Linked DNA regions of Homo sapiens: region 2 is linked to region 1. Evidence: chromatin loops called from intact Hi-C (ENCODE). Cell type or tissue: B cell. All regions are shown on one strand. Each heading gives the region's core, and the rest is flanking DNA. Links, peaks and the distances in the headings are about the cores only. Region 1 overlaps PNPLA1 (patatin like domain 1, omega-hydroxyceramide transacylase). Region 2 holds the start of RAB44 (RAB44, member RAS oncogene family).

Region 1 (8,000 bases), core at 1-8,000:
AACTTATGCCTAAGCTCAAAATTGTTAAATTTATACAAACTCTTTCAAAAAGTTTTATGGTTAAAATTATACTTAATGTGGGAAGCAGGTAAATTTTAATATGCTTGATGTGAGAGAGAGTGCAAACATTAAAAGCAGGAATGCCTCAGGCCCTGCTCTCTCAATACCTGCAGCTGTGGTCATGGAGAAACCCAGCTACTGCCAGAGTGGTCCCAAGGCAGGGAGGGATGAGAGGGGGGCTGGGGTTGTGGGGAGAAATACCCTTGACCCAACTTCTGATCTCCTGCTGTGCCTCCCCCACCACCAGTACAAACGGCATTCAGCCAGCAAGGGAGCCTGGGTAATGTGGTCCTCAGGGAAGTTTTTAAAAAAGCAGATCCCCAGGTCCTCTCATAGTTATTGCAAAGATATAATGGAGTGTATGTTATGCAACCCAGACACTTGATGTGCATAATAAAAAAGATTTTCTGGGGACAGTCTACAGTCTAGTACTATCAGGTCATTATCATGCTAATAGAAAATAGTTCGGAGTAAGGAAGGCCTTTGATAGAGACCCTTAATTCATTTCATGCAGGAGCTACCTAAGGCTGGGAGGTAGGATGCCTGCAGGCCCTCTTGGAACTGTGGCATCACCAGAGAGTAAAATATGAGGGCAGGGGATGCACATTCTTGCACTGCACTCAGAGAAGGAGCATCCCCAGTGTGCAGGAGAAGAGAATGACATCATCACCACGGACAGGCTCCTTCCCCACACACTGCCCTAACTGAACAAGAGAAGGCAGCTTTGTGAGATGTAAAGGGGTGGACCTGGAATCACACAATCACACACACCAGAAAAGGATCCCAGAGTTCCTGGGGCAGCTAAGGTGGTGGAAGATATCGCTTAGCCGGGCTTGCTTCTTCCGTCCAAAGGAAAGAGCGTGCTCCACGAAGGGGAAACTTACGTTACATAAGGCTTGCTGACGGTTTCCTTCACATGAACCAGAGGCACGGCGCTTTTTGGTTTTGAAGAGACAAGAAGAGCTACAGCTAAAAGTAAAGATATAGGAAACGGGAGTGAGATGGGGAGGGGGGATATGGAGTCATTTTTGAAATAGCAATAGTCAGTAAATGAGAATGTTTAAAAACAGCAAAGAACTCTCTTGTCCTCAAATTCTCATCTTTACAACCAGAGTCATGTCGTGGGACTTGACTGAGACGCAGGCCCGCGGCATCTGTGGAGCGGCTGACTCGGACCCTTGGTGGAACATTAGAAACAACTCCCAGGGGCAGGCCCGGTGGCTCATGCCTGTAATCCCGGCGCTTTGGGAGGCCAAGGCGGGCAGATCACTTGAGGCCAGGAATTTGAGACCAGTCTGGCCAACATGGTGAAACCCTGTCTCTACTAAAAATACAAAAATTTAGCTGGGTGTTGTAGTGCATGCCTGTGATCTCAGCTACTCGGGAGGCTGAGGTAAGAGAATCACCTGAGCCTCAAAAGTTGAGAGTGCAGTGAGCCGGGAGTGAGATACTGTCTCCTCCTCCACCACCAAAAAAAAAAAAAAAAAAAAAAGAGAAAAGTAAAGAAAAATAAGGAAAAGAAAAGAAATAGCTCCCTCGCAGAAAGCAGCATGTTAGGGAAGGTTTTCAGGAAAATCCCCTGAAGGGGCCTGGACTTTCCATCACATGCTTCATGTAATGCTTTTTGTTTGTTTCTTAGAACAGAGTATTAATAGTTTCATGGCCATTACTCTTAAGTAAGCTCTTTACATGTTTTTAATGAGTATGGGGATACATAATACATGAAGGTTAATATGTAATTATGTATTATATATAAATAAAGGTAATATAAAGTATATGTGGGTTCTTCTGAAGTTATTTTGTTAGAGACTTGTTGTATGTCCCTAACTCTCCCAAATCTATTCACAATGAGGCTTGTCCTTTTGTTTTTGGATATTCCTAGGGCTTTTAACAATTTTCCTGTTCCCCAATGCCACCAATGGCCATCATTAAATGACTGATACCACTAAACTCTAGGGCAGGGGTGTCCAATCTTTTGGCTTCCTTGGGCCACACTGGAAGAAGAATTGTCTTGGGCCACACATAAAATACACTAACAGTAATGATAGCTGATGAGCTGAAAAAAAATCCAAAAAAAATCTCACAATGTTTTAAGAAAGTTAATGAATTTTTTATAGACTGGTGCATTCAGAACCATCTGGGCCGCGGGTTGGATAAACTTGCTCTAGGGGGTCTCAGCTCTGCCTAACTCACATAGATGGCCTAGGATGTCACCATTGAGGCTCAGCTGTAAGCTATAACATGGCTTCTCAATCTCAGTACATGCTATTGACACTAACGGTCAGAAAGCACTTTGTGCAGAGACTTCTGTGCACTACAGGATATTTTTCAGTGTCCCCAGCCTGTAACCACTAGGTGACAACCAAAATGTCTGCAGACATTGCTAAATGTCTCCTGGAGACAAAATCACTCCCAGTAGAGAATCACTAGACTATATATGCCCTCTATCCACCCCCGATATGAGTGAGGAATGCCGACTTGGGGTGCAGGATTGCTCAGGTACCTGAAGATGGCCGCCTTCATGCACAGGTGTGGTTAATGTAAAACAAGTGTTTTGTATTTAACAGGAAATAAGAGAGCAGGTAAAACACTGCGCCCAATTTTCTGACTTTTTTTTTTTTTTTTTTTTTTCCTGAGACGGAGTCTCACTCTGTCGCCCAGGCTGGAGTGCAGTGGCACGATCTCTACTCACTGCAACCTCCGCCTCCCAGGTTCAAGTGATCCTCCTGCCTCAGCCTCTTGAGTAGCTGGGACTGCAGGTACTTGCCACCATGCCCGGCTAATTTTTTGTATTTTTAGTAGAGATGGGGTTTCACCACGTTGGCTAGGCTGGTCTCGAACTCCTGACTGAAAGTGACTTGCCTGCCTCTGCCTCTCAAAGGCATGAGTCACAGCCTAATTTTCTTAATGGTGTTTTGTTTTTGTCTCATTAAAAGAGTCAAAGTAAACCTGTTCCAAAGAAAGGGCATCTCTACCAAGTTGGGGCTAATTCCCAGATGAGGAGACATTGCCGATCTGTGACGTTTACCATAATAGCTCTGGAAGTTTGGCTGAGGACCATGAGCACCCTACAATCTGGCTTCAGTCCTTCATTTGGGTCTCTGTCCCTCTGTCTCCACCCAGACCATCCATGGTGGCCACACACAAGTCCTCTCCTTCCTAAAGTACCTTGAAAGTACCCTGCACATTCCTGCACTGCACCTGAGCATTTTAAATAAACAAAATCGGAAATGCTCTTTCTACTCCAACCCATCCAATCCCACAAACCACGATGTTCAAAATCCTGCCCATTTAAGCTCACCTGTCACCTCCAAGAAGCTTTTCATACTGCCCCAGAGATAAGTGGTCTTATTCTCTACGAATACCCTCCAACACTGTGTTTTTATTAGTTATATAGTACTTAATACTTCTGATATATATATATTTTTTAAATGGAGTTTCACTCTTGTTGCCCAGGCTGGAGTGCAATGGCACAATCTTGGCTCCCTGCAACCTCCACCTCCTGGGTTCAAGCGATTATCCTGCCTCAGCCTCCCAAGTAGCTGGGATTACAGGCATGCACCACCAAGTTTGGCTGATTTTTTTGTATTTAGTAGAGATGGGGTTTCACCATGTTGGTCAGGCTGGTCTTGAACTCCTGACCTCAGGTGATCCACCCGCTTTGGCCTCCCAAAGTGCTGGAATTACAGGTGTGAGTGACCACACCCAGTCCCTGATTGTATTTTTGAGGTTAGTATCCCTGTTATCTCCTCTGCTGAAAGGGAGATTTCCTGAGTAAGGAATTGAGAACGTTTTATCTTTGCAGGCCCTATAGTGGTGCTTCTGAAACCGTCTGTAGTAGTAAGGAAACAGTTTTTTAAAAATTTCTGGCTGGGCGCGGTGGCTCACGCCTGTAGTCCCAGCACTTTGGGAGGCCAAGGCGGGCAGATCACAAAGTCAGGAGATTGAGACCATCCTGGCTAACACAGTGAAACCTGTCTTTACTAAAAATACAAAAAATTAGCCAGGCGTGGTGGCGGGCATCTGTAGTCCCAGCTACTCGGGAGGCTGAGGCAGAAGAATGGCGTGAACCCGGGAGGCAGAACTGGCAGTGAGCCAAGATCACGCCACTGCACTCTAGCCTGGGCGACAGAGCGAGATTCCATCTAAAAAAAAAAATTTCTTTGTAGTCTATAACAAACTAGTAATTTTGTGAAATACAATGCAAATGAATTAGTAAAAAATGGTCAAGCTCCGGGATGTTGTGGAAATACCTTAGTGCTATAAACGTTTCTAAATGATTACTCTTAATTTCTGCACACCCTCCGTGGTGGGCTAGTAACACACAGTTGAGGGCTGGGTTGGTCTGCGGACCACTCTTTGAGTAGCACGCCCAGCACAGCAGGTTTCACAGTAAAAATCTACTGGCCCAGCGGTCTCAAATGTGAGCAGGCAAAAAATCACCTGGAGGGCTTGTAAAAAAGGCAGCTGGGCCGCACCTCCAAAGTTGGTAATTTAGTAGGTCTGCAGTAGGACCTGAGAACTGTAATTTCTAGCAAGTTCCCAGGTGATGCTTTTGCTGCCGGTAGGGGGATCGCACTTTGAGAAGCACTGCACCAAGGGAAATGAACCAATGTCTATTACACTGCCCCCTTGTGGCGGACTGTCCTCATAATGGACAGAGATGCTAAAGCTCACTGCTAACTTCAGCCACGCACCCCTAAAGAAGCGGTTATCAGCCCTGGTGTCCTTGCTCGCTTGCCAAGGGGCTCCAGGCATGAGAAAGTCATAACAAGCCAGAAGGGTCCATACCTTGGGGCTGTTCTTGGCCTAGTTCCTCCACAGGTGGCTGAGCAGGGAAGGCTGAAAGAGAACTTCGGGGCAGTGTTTGAGGTGCCCCCACAGTTGAAGGCCCCAGGGATGGCCTGGGTGAAGTGGGTGCCTGAGAGTGTAGGGATCTGGCTGGTGATCCAGACGGTTGTACCTGCTGCTGAGGTGACAGAGGTGACAGTCCAGGTGGTGGGGTGGGCAGTGATGAACCAGGTGTGGAGCTGGGTGGCTTGTGCACAGCTGGGAATGATACAGGTGGCATGCCACTTAGAGAAAGTGGAGTTGAAGAGGCCAGTGGCTGTGCAGGTGGCTGCTCAAGTGGAGAGACTGGTGCTGAAACAGGTGACTCGCATGTGAATTCAAGTGTCTGCACAGGTTGGGACACAGGCGGACCATGGCTGCCCCTTCCATCCCCTTTGGGAACCCACTCCTTGTGAGGTTGTGTGGCTCCTTCCAGACTGGCCTGCCGTGCTCGAAGGCTTGGTTGACTGCGTTCAGGGCACTCATTGCCAAGGGCGAGTTCTATCTGGCAGTACACTTCCACCCGGGGGAAAATCACTCTCTTGGAGGAAGAATTAAGATAAACAGCATCTAGGATAAACAATAGCATGGGGTGTTACTCAGCCCTGGCAGCAGCATGGCCTTTGCAAAAATGGTTTCTTGAGTTATTTTCCTAAACAGGAACAGTGCTTTTCAAAGGTCTTTCTGTACTTACTTGAATTTACAGTGAGTGAAAACAAACGTGATGGTTTCTGGCACTTACGGTGTAGTGTGGGGAAGCAGGCGTTGCCCACCCAAATTATCTAGAGTTTCAACTGAGGCAAGTGCAGGAAGAGAGGAATGTGGTGCTGTGAGAGAGGGCAGGTCATCTGAGGGATTGGCAGTGAGTAGAGATCTGAAGGGTACGTGGCCCAGGATGGTCAGGGCGGGGTGGTGAGGGTGTTTCAGCAGAGGGAACAGCACACACAAAGGCCACAAAGTTTGAGGACACACCAGGTGGTCGGGGGCCTGAAAGGTCAGTGTGGGGCGGGGGTACTGTGCTGGGGGAGGAGGCTGAGGAGGCGGCAGGGGCCGGACCATGTCAGGGCTGTAGGCAGCAGCTAGGATCCTTAGTTTTCATGGCAAGCATTATTGTAGCATGACTTTTAGGCAGGGGAGGTAATCAGCTGAGGCTGGTTCTGAGAAGGTCACTGTGGCTGTAAGACTCATTGAGAAAGGTGAAAGGGTTGCCTGAGCCTGGGAAGCTGAAGCTTCAGTGAGCCATGATCGTGCCACTACGCTCCAGCTTGGGTGACAGAGTGAGAACCTGTCTCAAAAATAGTGGGTGGGTGGGGGGGCGGGGGGATGGCGTTTATCTAGGCCACATAACAGCCCTTAAATAAGAAAACAAACAATTCAGTTTTTAAAATGTGTGAAAGAGCCAACTGAAAGGGCTCCCAATGGCCAAAGCTGGAACAATTTGAAGAACACAATAAAGTAGTATTGAATAATAACCCAAAGTATAACATAACCATGAATCCATACTGATATAAACATATATTACGTAGGTAAGTAAATCAGGGAGAAGAGAGAAAGCTCCCCTGCAGAAGAATTCTTAGTAATTTATGTAGATGCTTGACCCTTTAGGAAGTGGAGCATAACTTCTCACTCCTTAAATATGAGCTGTGCACAGTGACTTTCTTCCAAAAACTGCAGTAAGGATAGAGGGAGAAAGAGTACTTCACAATGGAGAAACCCGATGGACACTACCTCGGCCAGGCGGTCATGGTCAACATCAGCAGGGATACGTCATGTTGGCAGCACGTGCCCATGAGGTAACGTGATGTGAATAGCACCTTACCTCTGTGGTCTCCTCCCCAGAACTCAAAACCCCAGCTTAATCTTGAGAAAAACATCAGACAAACCCCAACTGAGGGACGTTCTACAAAATACCTGACCGATAGTCAACTCTGTCAAGGTCATCAAGAATAAGAAAAGTCTCTGTAATCCCAGCACTTTGGGAGGCCGAGGCGGGCGGATTATGAGGTCAGGAGATTGAGACCATCCTGGCTAACACGGTGAAACCCCATCTCTACTAAAAATACAAAAAATTAGCCGGGGGTAGTGGCATGCACCTGTAGCCCCAGCTACTCGGGAGGCTGAGGCAGGAGAATGGCATGAACCCGGGAGGTGGAGCTTGCAGTGAGCCAAGATTGCACCACTGCACTCCAGCCTGGGTGACACAGCAAGACTCTGTCTCTCTCTCTCTCTCTCTCTCTCTCTCTCTCTCTCTCACACACACACACACACAAGAATAAGAAAAGTCTGAGAAACTGTTATAGGCAAGAGGAAACTGAGGAGACGTGACAACAAAATGTAATGTGATCCCTGGGTGGGGGGTCCTGGAACAGAAAAAGAAATTAGGTAAAAACTGAGAAAATCTGAATAAGCAATGGCTCTTAGTTAATAATATGTCAAGATTGGTTCATGAGTTGTAACAAATGTACTGGACTGAATACCGTGTTATATATGTATCATTCTGTAACGTCTAACAGATGTGAGACAAACACCCTGTATTATTTTCACAAGTTATCCATAAATCTAAAACTACCCTAAAAAAACAAAGCTTATTAAGAGTCTAGGTGAGAAATGTACAAAAGAGTGGAACGAATGCTTCACCAAAGAAGATCTATGGGAGGCAAATAGACAAATGAAAAGATGCTCAAAGTCATTAGTCATTAGAGGAATACTGATTAAAACCACAATAAGTTACCGACATGCACCTGTTAGAAGGGCTAAAATGAAAAATTCTGAGCATTAATTAAAAATACCAAAAGTTGGCCGGGCGCAGTGGCTCACGCCTGTAATCCCAGCACTTTGGGAGGCCGAGGCGGGTGGATCACGAGGTCAAGAGATCGAGACCATCCTGGCCAACATGGCGAAACCCCGTCTCTACTAAAAATGCAAAAAATTAGCTGGGCGTGGTAGCGGGCGCCTGTAGTCCCAGCTACTCGGGAGACTGAGGCAGGAGAATGGTGTGAACCCAGGAGGTGGAGCTTGCAGTGAGCCGAGATCATGCCACTGCACTCCAGCCTGGGTGACAGAGCGAGACTCCATCTCAAAAAAAAAAAAAAAAACAGACAAAAAAACAA
Region 2 (12,082 bases), core at 2,416-10,415, 390 kb before region 1:
GGCTCCTACCTCTCAAAGGCTCCCAGTGGAACACACAGCCCTGGGCTCTGGGACCTGGTGGTAGGGTGACTGCTGCCCTGCGGAGCCCACGAGCTCTAGAACTGTTAACAGTCTTGTCTTGCTTAATCTCCCTTTCCGTTCCCCAGCGAGCCAATCTCCTGTGCTCATCTACAGGACTTCCTGTGGAAGCGACCACTGGCGGCCCTTTCACAATTTTGCCTGGCACCCCCAGGCATCCCTGCCCTGATTGGTGTCTTGAAGTGGAGAATGCTGGAGCTGGCAGGGAGGCCCTCCTAAGCAGAGGCTCCAAAGAGTGAGATGGACTGCTCAAGATCACCCAGCCCTTAGTGGCACAGCCAGGACTGGGCCTCAGTCTCTGGTTGCCAAGGCAATGCCTTATCCCAGACAGCAGCAGGTTGATGGGCACAGCCGTGGCTGAAGCTAAGTGTATGGGATGCCCCGGGAGAACTGCCCATCCTGCCTCACTTCAGGCCCTCACTCTCAGACAGTGTCTTTGAGCCTCAGGGGAGGCTTTATATCTAAACCACCTTTTAGGGAACAATCTAGTCTGATACCAAAATACACTGTAGAGCTACAACCATCAGAACAGTGTGGAATTGGAGCATGACTATAGACAGATGAATCAGTGGAACAGAATAATGAAATAGACTCAAATATTTGTGGGACAGGAATAGACTCAAATATTTGTGGGGATTTAGTGTATCATAAAGGCACCACTTCAAATCATTGGAGAAGAGATGGTTTATTCAATAAACTATGTTGGGAGAATGGGCTAGGTATCTGCAAAAAACAAAGAGCTCTAACTCTAAAAGCATTCCAGATGGATAAAAGACATAAGCATTTTAAAAATCAAAATCACATAATTATATGTTGTTTGGGATTTACTTCAAAATTATTGAAGAGTGTGGAGAATAGGTAGGACATAGATGAAACAAGACTGGCTCTGGACCTGTTCTGATCCCTGCTGGAGTTAATGAGGGTACTGCAGGCTCATTATGTTCTTCTGCTTTTCTGTATGTTTGAACAAATGCCATAAGAAATCATGGCATAGTTCATTTGCCATGGTTGCAGAAGAAGGAAGGAAAGAAAAGGAAGGAAGGAGGGAAGGAAGGGAGGGAGGGAGGGAGGGAGGAAGGAAGGAAGAAGGAAGAGAGAGAAAGAGAAAGAGAAAGAAGAGAGAGAAAGAAAGAGAGAGAAAGAGAAGAAAGAAAAAAGAAAGAAAGAAGAAAGAAACTAAGAAAGAAAGAAAGAAAGAGAAAGAAAGAAAGAAAGAAAGAAAGAAAGAAAGAAAGAAAGAAAGAAAGAAAGAAAGAAAGAAAAAAAGAGGAAGGAAGGAAGGAAAGATAGATCTGTCATGGGATAGGCTGGGTGTGGTGGCTCATGCCTGTAATCCCAGCACTCTGAGAGGCTGAGGCAGGAGGATCGCCTGAGCCCAGGAATTCAAGACCAGTCTGGACAACATAGTGAGACCCCGTCTCCATTAAAAAATAATAATAATAAAGAAGGAGAAGAAGAAGGAGGAGGAGGAGGAAGAAGAAGAAGAAGAAGAGAAAGAAGAAAAAAAGGAAGAAAGAGATCATGGGATAATTTTTAAATAATCTTGGATTAGGCAAGGCCTTTCCAGATATATCACAAAGCATTAGAAGCCACAAAAGAAAATATTGAGCCATTCAACCATACGGAAACTTTTTAAAAATAAATAAAACTGAATGGCAAAAAAAGGTCACCACTGATAAGTCAAAAGGCAAACTCTGAAAAAATACTTACGTATCATAGAAAATAAGTTAATTTCCTCCCTCTGTAAAGAACTCCTGCAGATCAATGAAAGACCAATAATGCATTAGAGAAATTGGCACCATATGTGAATAAACAATTCATGGAAAAATAAATATCAATGGATTTAAACATATGAAAAATATTTATAAAAGTAAACATTTCTGTTTATAAAAATATAATAAGAGAAATAAAAGATAAAACTACGTACCATCACAAAGAAGATGAGGGTAAAAATAAAAAATAAAACTACACCGAGACATCATTTTCAGCTATTCAATTAGTAAGATCCAAAAAGTGATATATTATGTCATAAAGGATGTAGGAAACACATTCACACATTATTGGCAGGAATATAAACTGGTACAACTTTTATGAAAAGAAGTGTATAATATCTGTCAACATTTAAAATGCAAAAATCTTTCTACCCAGCAATTTCACTTTCAGTCATTGATTCCACAGATGATATACAATATGACAGTATGGAAGGATACTCATTACAGTATTGTCTGTGGTAGCAAAGGATTGGAAATGATCTAAATTTCCATCAGTAGGGAGCTGGTTAAATGAGCTCTGATACATCCGAACATTGGCATACTCTGCACCGTGAAGAAAATGAGAAAGATCCAGGTGGAGTGATATGGAATGACCTTCAAGATATTGTGTCATATGAAAAAAGTAAGGTGCAGAACAGTGAGGATAGTGTGCTTTTTATGAAGAAAAAAGTGTATGTGTGTGTATGAAATATATGCAATAGATAAGGGCCGTGATATAGTTAAGTTTTATGTCCTCACCCAAATCTCATCTTGAATTATACTCCCTATGTGTCAAAGGAAGGAAGTGATTGGATTATGGGGGCAGTTTCCCCCATGCTGTTCTCGTAACAGTGAGTGAATTCTCAAGAGAGCTGATGGTTTTATAAATGGCAGTTTTTCCTGTGCTTATATACTTTCCTCCCCTGCTGCCATGTGAAGAAGGTCCTTGCTTCCCCTCACCTTCCGCCATGATTGTAAGTCTCCTGAGGCCTCCCCAGCCATATGGAACTGTGAGTCAATTAAATCTCTTTCCTTTGTAAATTACCCAGTTTCCGGTATTTCTCTATAGCAGTGTGAAAATGGACTAATACAGGCCAGGTGAGGTGGCTCACACCTGTAATCCTAGCACTTTTGGAGGCTGAGACAGGCAGATTGCTTGAGCCCAGGAGTTAAAGACCAGCCTGGGCAACAAGGTGAAACCTTGTCTCTATAAAAAATAAACAAAATTAGCCAGGCGTGGTGGCGCATGTCTGTAGTACCAGCTACTCGGGAAGCTAAGGTGGGAGGATCGCCTGAGCCCTGGAGGTCAAGGCTGCAGTGAGCCGTGATTGTACCACTGCACTCCAGCCTGGGCGGCAGAATGAGGCCCTGTCTCAAAAAAAGAAAAAAATAGATAAGCACACACATTCATATATGATTGTAAATGCATAGAACATTTCTGACAGGATATACAAGAAACTAGTCAGATTTGGGCTGGATAGAAGTGTTGGGATGGAGGAGGGGGCAGATTTATGTTTCACTGTTTACTTTTAATGTATTTTATGTTGTGTACTATCTGTATACATTACCTATTCAAAAAGAAACTTAACAATAGTATGTACATATACAAAGAGAGACTGATGAAGGAAACATGGTAAAATGTTAACATTTAGGAACAATGGTAAAGGGTATATGGGGATTATTTTACTATATTTGCAACTTCTCTGGATGTATAAGATTATTTCAAAACAAAAAGTTTTAAAAATTATTAAATTTAATTTCTAAATAAATGAATATTCTCACAACCAACTATCTGAGGAAATTGATACTCAGAGAGTTTCTGAGGCTTTATTGAACTAAATAAGGTACTCATTTATTTATTATTATTATTATTTTTGAGACAGGGCCTCACTCTGTTGCTTAGGCTGGAGTGCAATGGCACAATCATAGCTCACTACAGCCTCCCGGGCTTAAGAGATCCTTACACCTCAGCCTCCCAAGTAGCTGGGATTATAGGCATGCACCAACACACCCAGCTAATTATTGTATTTTTCGTAGAGATAGGGGTTTCACCATGTTGTCCAGGCTGGTCTGGAACTCCTGGACTCAAGTGATCCACCTGCCTCGGCCTCCCAAAGTGCTGGGATTACAGGCACTAGCCACCGCACCCGGCTTATTTATTCAACAAATGTTTATTAAGCACTTCTAGGTGCTGGACACTGTGCTACGAAATACAAAATATAGAAAATATAGAATATGAAAATGTAGAAAAATGTAGGGTAAAAAAAGCCATATGTAATATAATGCCAAACAGTGGTAATTGTTTTGAAGAAAAGCAAAGTAGACTGAAGGGCTAGAATGGTGGTGTGAGGTGTATTTTAGATGAGGTGCTCAGGGGAGGCCTGAGGAGGTGATGTTGGAAAGGACATGTGAGAAAGAAGATCTGGAAGAAGAGGTTCGAGGGGGAGGGAACGGTGAGTGCCGAGGCCCCGAGGCAGGAGCACGCTTTGTGTGCAAGAGAAACAACGAGGAGAGCTCCATGGTGGGAGCACGCGGGAGAGGGAAGGATGGGCGGAGATGGAGACAGAGGAAACAGGCAGGACCCGGAGACCATATGGGCCCATTTGGAGGGCGACATGAACCGACTTAGGTTTGAAAGGGATCCCCCCGCTGCTTTCATTCTGGAGAAGAGGCTGTACTAGGCAAAAGCAGCAGCAGGGAGACCCATGAGGAGTTAACATAATCCAGACAAGAGGCAGTGGCTTGGCCGCGGAGGGCAGTGGTGGAGGTGATGAAAGGTGGCTGGACTCGGGATATGTACTGAAAATAGGGCCAGCGGGGCTTGCTGCTCTATCTGGGCAAATGCAACAAGTCCAGGACCTTCTTTGCAGCAAAGGACTCTCTCCACTCCTCTGAGAACAGAGTGGGGTTGGATTTTTAAGGCCCAGCCCTCAGGATCTCAAGGCATCCTCAGTTTATTTGCCCCCCAACCCTCACCGGCCCTGCTCCCCACCATGGAAATAAAAGGGACATGGGGAAGGCAAGAGTGGTCACACCCTCGCGGGTGGAGCCGGAGTGCCAAGGAGTCCTGCGGGTGCTGAGAGCTCAGCCTGGCCTTGTCCTTGGCACCAGCCCCAGGGAAAAAACCTGCCAGGACACACCAAGCGCTAGGAGAAAAATTAGATCCAGGCACGTTTGGAAACGATGGAGCTAACTGAAAAATACGATGTTGCTGAACTTAAAAACACTGTGCTCGGAACTAGGTTTTGCAAAAATAGAATCAATGGACAAGGATCAAGGGCAGTGAAACTGTTTTACAATTAGGAAAGTTTTCACACTCACTAATTTTTAATTCCTTACAGATGCTTGAAAGCTCTTCACAGCTTGTTAAATCCTGAAGCAACAAACTCTCCATTCTAGGGCCCTGCAGTGTGAGCTGATGTGCAAGCTAGGACCTGAGCCTCCCTGCCTCCAGCTACTGACTCCAAAATAGCTCAAGGAGCTTAGGCAGGTGGGCAATCCCACAGAAAACCAGGGTCAGGGAGCTTGCTTCAAAGCTGCATTTGGGTAGCATTTTACATAAGATTGAGAAAACCTAAGTTACATCAAAGACTGAGGAGGTGCACAGAAAGAGGTGGGTCCCTGCAAGCCTCCTCTTAGAATTGTCACGGCAGCAGTGGCCCTGGGTGAGGCACTTCCCCTTTCTGGTGTATTGAGCAGGCAGTGTGATCTGGAGTCATCAGCGTGGACATCCTGGCCCCTCACCACTTCCTAGGGGCGTGAGCTCAGGCACTATCTGGCCCATATCTGTGTTCACCTAAACCTTTGGTAGATAGTTCCTGGCAGGCTAATGATTTCCCACCTCAAATGTCTTCATCCCTCTGGTTTTCTTCACCATTACAGGAATTTCTTCCACCCCATGAGGAGCAATCTGGACTAGGCCCTAGAGGCAGCCCTATCAGTGATGGACAGTGTCCTTAGATAAGTAGCCTAGATAGCCAGGTGAGTACTCCAGAGAGAAAATTGTAGGGTGTGTTCCACACGGTTTCCTTGAGGCTCCCTAGCAGGTTTAAGCCCCAGTTGCACACAGTGGAACTTGTTCACTGACACCTTTATTGGCCTTCTCCTTTTCTTTCTCACATTCTCTACTTTCCTGCTGTGCCTCCAGGGACTACCTCCCAGGCATTCCACCTGCACACAAGTCCTTGTCTCAAGTTGTTTGGGGAGTGGGGGTTGGGGGTGACTAAGACAGTTACCAGAAATGGCAGAAGCAGGATGGGCTTCTGAAAACAGATCCCTCACCAGTGAAGTGACAACGCGGACCCAAATGCTGGTAGTGAGTAAGGTGGTGATAACTCTTGGCAGACTACAGCATCACAGTGTCCACAATGTGTGTAGTGGATTGGGATGAGGCACAGGTAAAATTTCAGGGGCAACACTGACTTACACTGTAAGTCTAATACTTGAAAGATACAGGGCAATAGTAATGATAAGGATTATGGGGTTGGTTGGCTTTTGTTAATTGCCCTAGAAACCTTGAAGAAAACTCAGGGTATGTTGTGAAGACAGAACTCCATAACAGCATTCTAAATGACACTTATCTCTCATGGCCCAAGAGTAGGCTGTGCTGAAAATCAGGCCCAGGATCTGATTGTAAAAGGGGTGAAGCTTCAAGAGAGACTAAAGGCACAGCCTCAGCAGACCTACTACCCTAGGGTCAGAATTCTGATAGGGAAAGAATGGGGCATTAGGACCTGAATGGAGATATTTGGATAGACGCACTTGAGAAGCTTGTACCCTCAGCTTCCTTGAGCCTTCTAGGCCTGCAGAAGGGCTCCTTCCGTTACTAGAGAACAATCACCCATAACCTGAAGACCACACTAATGACTCACCTGAGGTGGATGTCTCACAAGGTGATGCTTATCTTCCTAAAGATCCTTCCCTCCTTTCCTCACTGCCTCTAGACCAGGGTCAAAAAACATTTTCTTAAAGGGCAAGAGAGTAAATATTTTAGATATGCAGGCCATGTGGTCTCTGTTGCAACTATTCGATTCTACTTTTGCACTTAAAACGACAGTGCAAAAACAACCATGGGCAACAGGTAAACAAATAAGTGTGCGTGCATTCCAATAAAACTTTCTATACAAAAACAGGCAGCTGGTGCATGGAACTATGGTTTGCCTACCCCTGCTCTAGACCAGTAATTAGGGTCAGGTCTTACCATTGCCCAAGCAGGAAAGTATATAGTCCCCATTGCTGGAGGAAATAGCTTATTCACAAAAAAAAGCTACAGGTCTGGCTGACAAATATTAGTAGGAACAGGAAAACACATATAGGAGGAGATCTTGAGGATGTGGGACTGGGGCTGGGAGGAGCTGAGGAATACAAAGCTAGATAAAGAGGGTTTTATGGAGGGACCCTTCCTTTGACTCAGAATTTAACATCCTGGCGAGACCACTGGAACTGGTCTTAACACACTGCTGAATTGGTCCTTAAGGTTTAGACACAGTGATGGCTGACAGTGAGGTGGCAATGCTGAAACAGCCTTGGAAGAGTACTAATGACGGATTAGAAGGCTCAGAGACGAGGGCCCAAAAGGCCTTCCCTTTGCAAAGCAATAAAGAAGTGCCTAGTGAAAGGAGCTCAGTGCTGGGTGTCCTCCATAGCCCAGGTTGACAGAGGAGATACTCCCATGGAATGCCATGGCCACTGTCGATGGAGACATTAAGGTTCTGGAAGAGCAGAGACCACATAGGGCCACTTAATCATCAGAGGCAAGGTGGACACAATTATAATGACAGGCAGCAAGGCCTGAATGTTAACCAGGGGTCTTTGGTCTGCAGGGCTCTGCAGCAGTGGTGTCCTTAGGGCAAGAGAGGTGAGCATTTAATGAGAGTCTTGCTTGACTTAACCACAAAAGATCAAGGTGAGTGAGCAGAGGCTGATGTCAGCTGCCGAGACAGAAAATCGCAATCTCTTACCTAGTTTCCAGCTTTGAGCCAGTTCTGACCCAGGACGCACTGATGGAAGAGAAAGATCCGTAATGCCACTATAAACATATAAAATAAACGTTTCCTTGATTCTTCCCGAAAGCACCCTCTGGCTATTTACCGGAATAGCTGTACAGTGTGGAACTGGGAATAACCAGATCATTTGAGGTCTGTTAGATAAAGGGTTTGAGCTTTCACTGCTTCTAGATGACCCAAAACACCATTATAGCCTCCTTTCAGAGAGGGGGACATAGAAGGCCAGATGGTAATAGAGTCCTAGCCAAGCTCATCTCCCAGTGAGTCTGTGGACCTACTCTATGGTTATTTCCTAGCCCTTGAGTACAAATTGGGATGCATAGCTTCACAGATAGTAGAACTCTCACATTCTGCCACATTCTCACGTTCTCTGTCATCTGTAGAATAAGAGCCATTATAGAAAGAAAGACCAAGTAGAAGTCTCTAAAATTATCCCGCTGGTCAAGGTAGTAAATCAGAAGCAATAGCATATCCCAGGTGGGTAGAAATTAGTGATTCCCTCAGAGACTTAAAGGATACTGAGGTGGTCCCTATAGTATCTCCATAGGATCCACCACATACTGCCCCTGTAAAAACCCACTGAAGCATGGTGATTGATGATTATCCACGGGGCAGCCCTAATCACAGCCATGATCAGATACCGTATCCTTACTAGAATAGTCTACACAGCCTCTGATGGTAAGAAGCCAATACTATGACAAGTGTGTTCTTTTCAATCCGTATCAGGAAAGGGGATCAAAAGTGGTTCACATCCACTTTCCCTACAACAATTTAGAGATCTATCAAATCATTAAAGTTTTAAGTGGTCAAATAAACTGGGGCATGCTGGGTCATTCCCTCTGTGGTAAAGGACAACTTAGTATATCTTGCACCTCTTACCATTTTTTTTTCTTTTTTTTAAATTATACTTTAAGTTCTAGGGTACATGAGCACAATGTGCAGGTTTGATACATAGGTATACATGTGCCATGTTGGTTTGCTGCACCCATCAACTCATCATTTACATTAGGTATTTCTCCTAATGCTATCCCTCCCCCAGGCCCCCACCCCCCTCTTACCACTTTTTAATTTGGGTTTCAGAGGCAGTGTACTAAAGATCACTCCAGCCCATTTATTGGATGATTTAGTAAGCTGCCATGTTTAAGCAGCGGCCGGAGCAAGAGAGGGCTCTGAAACAGGTGCAGGCTATGGGACAAGCACTTGGGTCACACGCCCCAGTGTATTCCCTGGTCCTGGACTTTTATCTGTGGATAAGTAGACAGTTGTGAAGTCCCTGGAAGTCCCCTCTGGCGGGGAGAGTCTCGTTTCAGAACTCTATGATTCTAGTAGAAAGCTCTGCCCTGTGCAGTAGAGAATTATTCCACATTTGAAAAGTAGTTCTGGGCCAAATTGCAGTGTTGGGAGCAAATAAATGATTATTGTTTTAAGCCACTCAGTCTTGGGGTGGTTAATTATGAATAGACAACCAGAAGATGCATGCAACAGCACCTTGTTTTTTGTAATGTTGGATAACTTTCCACTATATAAATATACCACAATTTGCATATCTATTCTGTTATGGACATTTCAGTTATTTCTAGCTTGGGTCTGTTAATAATAATGCTGCTGGAAGCATTCTTTTGGTTTTTTTCTTTTTGAGGGAGACAGACAAGGTCTCACTCTGTTGCCCAGGCTGGAGTGCAGTGGTGCAGTCAGGGCTCACTGCAGCCTCGACTTCCCAAGCTCCTCAAGTGATCCTCCCACCTCAGCCTCCCAGGTAGCTGGGACTACAGGCACGCTCCACCACGCCTGGCTATTTTTTTTTTTTTTTTTTTTGTAGAGATAAGAGTCTCGCTATGTTGCCCAAACTGGTCTCACACTCTTGGGCTCAAGCCGTCCTCCTGCCTTAGCCTCCCAAAGTGCTGGGATTATAGGTGTGAGCCACTGTGTAGAACATTCTTATGCCTTTTTCAGTGGAAATATGAACTCATTTCTCTCGAGAACATGTCCAGGAATAGAATTACTGGGTCATGAGGTAGCCATGAAGGTAGGCATCTTTAGAAGATATTACCAAACAGTTTTTTATTTATGTATTTATTTGAGATGAATCTCACTGTCACCCTGGAAGAGGCTGGAGTACAGTGGTATGATCTCAGCTGACTGCAACCTCTGCCTCCTGGGTTCAAGTGATCCTCCCACCTCAGCCTTCCAAGTAGCTGGGATTACAAGCGTGCACCACCATGCCCAGCTAATTTTTGTATTTTTAGTAGAGATTTCACCATGTTGGCCAGGCTGGTCTTGAACCCTTGGCCTCAAGTGATCTCCTGCCTCAGCCTCCCGAAGCACTGGGATTCTAGGTGTGAGCCACTGCGCCCGGCCCAAACAGTTTTTTTAAATAAGAGATCCAGTTGCTCCATAACCTTGCCAATGCTTGGCACTGTCAGTCTTTTTTAATCATTCTGGTAAGTGTATGGTGGTATCTTATTGTGGTATCTTAATTTGCATTTATCTGATGAATAATGATGTTAAGCTATAATATATTCTTTACAAAAAGATTACACAACAAACCAAAATATTGACATTGGTGATCTTTGCAGAGGTGTGACAGTAGTTTTTGTTTTGCTGTTGTTTTTTGCAGCAGTCTTTCTGTTTGCTAAGTTTTCTGCATTCTCTAAATTTAAATGCTTAATTTTTAAAATTATTTAATTATGAAATCCTTCCCAAAAGCCCATTTATTTGTTCTTATAAGGTATAATAACCACAATAGTAATATTACAAGTAAAGTCACTAAGAATCATTTATTGAGCACCTGCTGTATATTCAGCATTGTGGGAGGAGCTGTGAAAGACACAGAACAGTACAGGGTGTGGTCCCTGCCCTCGAGAGGTTTACAGTCTAGGTGGAGAAACGGGAACCAGGACACATGGGGAGCCGAGAGAAAACAGTCCAGGCCAGTATGTTACAGGAGCTGGAAGGTGTTTGGGGTCAGACCCCAATACTCCAAGTACACTAAGCACTTCAGTGCCTCCAGGGGCTCAACGTTAGTGCCAGGAAAGACAACTACTCCCAGCCCCATATGAGCCCACGTGGCATGCCCTGTCCATAGCCTCTACTGCCACCATCTTAAAATGTCTGACTCCTTGTTCCGCTGCTAATCAAAGTGCAATGAACTGGGGAGGGATGGGGTGGATGAGGAAGGTCGCTGGACGATTTGAGGGGCCAGTGTCTCCCTCCTAGAAAGATCTACTCCCCCATCATATACCCCTAACACAGAGATAACCCCACTCAAGGGGGCCTGTGCCACCACATGGGACCCTCACCCCCACAGCTAGAGGAGGGGGCGGTCGCTGCTTGAGCTGCCTGAGGTAGAACTAGGGTGCCCTTCTTCTTGTGTGTCCCTTCCCCTTCCAGTCCATTGAGCTGGGGGTGGGGGTGGGACAGGCACCTCAGAGCCACCTGGAGCTGAGAGGGTACTGAAGGGAAAGGACAAGGGGGAGGGACAGCAGCAGAGGGGAATTGCAGAGCCCAGCTGGAGAAAAAGGGTAGCTGGGGCTCCTCAAAAGGTACAGGGGAGCCAAAGAGGGAAAAGGCTCAACACTGAGACGGGCTCCCCAGTGCAGGTCAGAGGGGCCATGAGGGCAGGCGGGGTGGTCTGCTCCAGGACCCCACCTTCCCCCTGCCTTCACAAGACAGAGGGGGGTATCAAGAGCCAGGAGGGTACCAGGTCCCCAGCTCAGCCCTAGGCTGTGCTCACTTCAGGGTCACCCTGCCCAACCTTAGAGGAGGTGAGGGGACTCCAAAGTTTTTGATGATGCCCCCACTCGGTGAGGCCCCTTCAAAGTGCCATCTGTTTACTTCTCAAATGAAAAAGAATTCAGGTCTGAGTGTCCAGGAAAGGGGGTGAATTTCATAACCGCCTGTGACAGCGATGGGAAGGAGCCACACCCCTCCAGAGGGTACCACCCAGCGGACAAGTGGGGAGGAGGAAGTAGCTGGCATGAAGCCGGCCCACCCAACCTCCGGGAGAGAGGAAAAGGAGAACACGGGATGAGGAGGCTTTAAATAGTATTTCATAAAATAAAAATGCCCAGCACTCTTAGGAACCTCTCATTCAACCGCCTAGTTTTTGTTTAAATAATTCTAATGCCAGAGGCTGGGGGGCAGGGGGCGGCCAGGGTATGTACATGAGGAGGTGTTTAAATTAAAACACAAATAATAATTAAGACACACAAACTGAGACTAAGGCAGAAGATGTAGAGCGGGCCTTTG

What was found. Peaks named below come from ENCODE experiments on the same cell type or tissue, not always from the same donor. Only the 100,000 strongest peaks of a DNase experiment are listed, where the experiment ranks them.
Region 2: a loop joins it to region 1, with 9 times the contacts of the local background. A loop is called at or near these places in 7 of 110 quality-filtered maps.

The regions. Positions count from the first base shown.
Region 1 is chr6:36,299,321-36,307,320 of GRCh38, reverse strand. PNPLA1 (patatin like domain 1, omega-hydroxyceramide transacylase) reads right to left here. Exons shown (of 9, transcript NM_001374623.1): 6 at 4,852-5,460; 7 at 945-1,029. Among named protein-coding and RNA genes, the nearest start is that of PNPLA1, 33 kb to the right of the region's middle. RefSeq lists a silencer at 4,763-4,812 and an enhancer at 4,681-5,181. In B cell, for the core only: CTCF peaks have their summits at 4,437 and 4,639; a DNase peak (open chromatin) is centred at 4,660; H3K27me3 peaks cover 621 bases.
Region 2 is chr6:36,685,843-36,697,924 of GRCh38, reverse strand. CDKN1A (cyclin dependent kinase inhibitor 1A) reads right to left here. Exons shown (of 3, transcript NM_000389.5): 3 at 10,593-12,082. RAB44 (RAB44, member RAS oncogene family) reads right to left here and starts at 99. Exons shown (of 14, transcript NM_001257357.2): 1 at 10-99. RefSeq lists a silencer at 10,069-10,148. In B cell, for the core only: no CTCF peak of the experiment used is centred there; DNase peaks (open chromatin) are centred at 5,514 and 9,091; H3K4me3 peaks cover 1,163 bases; H3K27ac peaks cover 4,274 bases.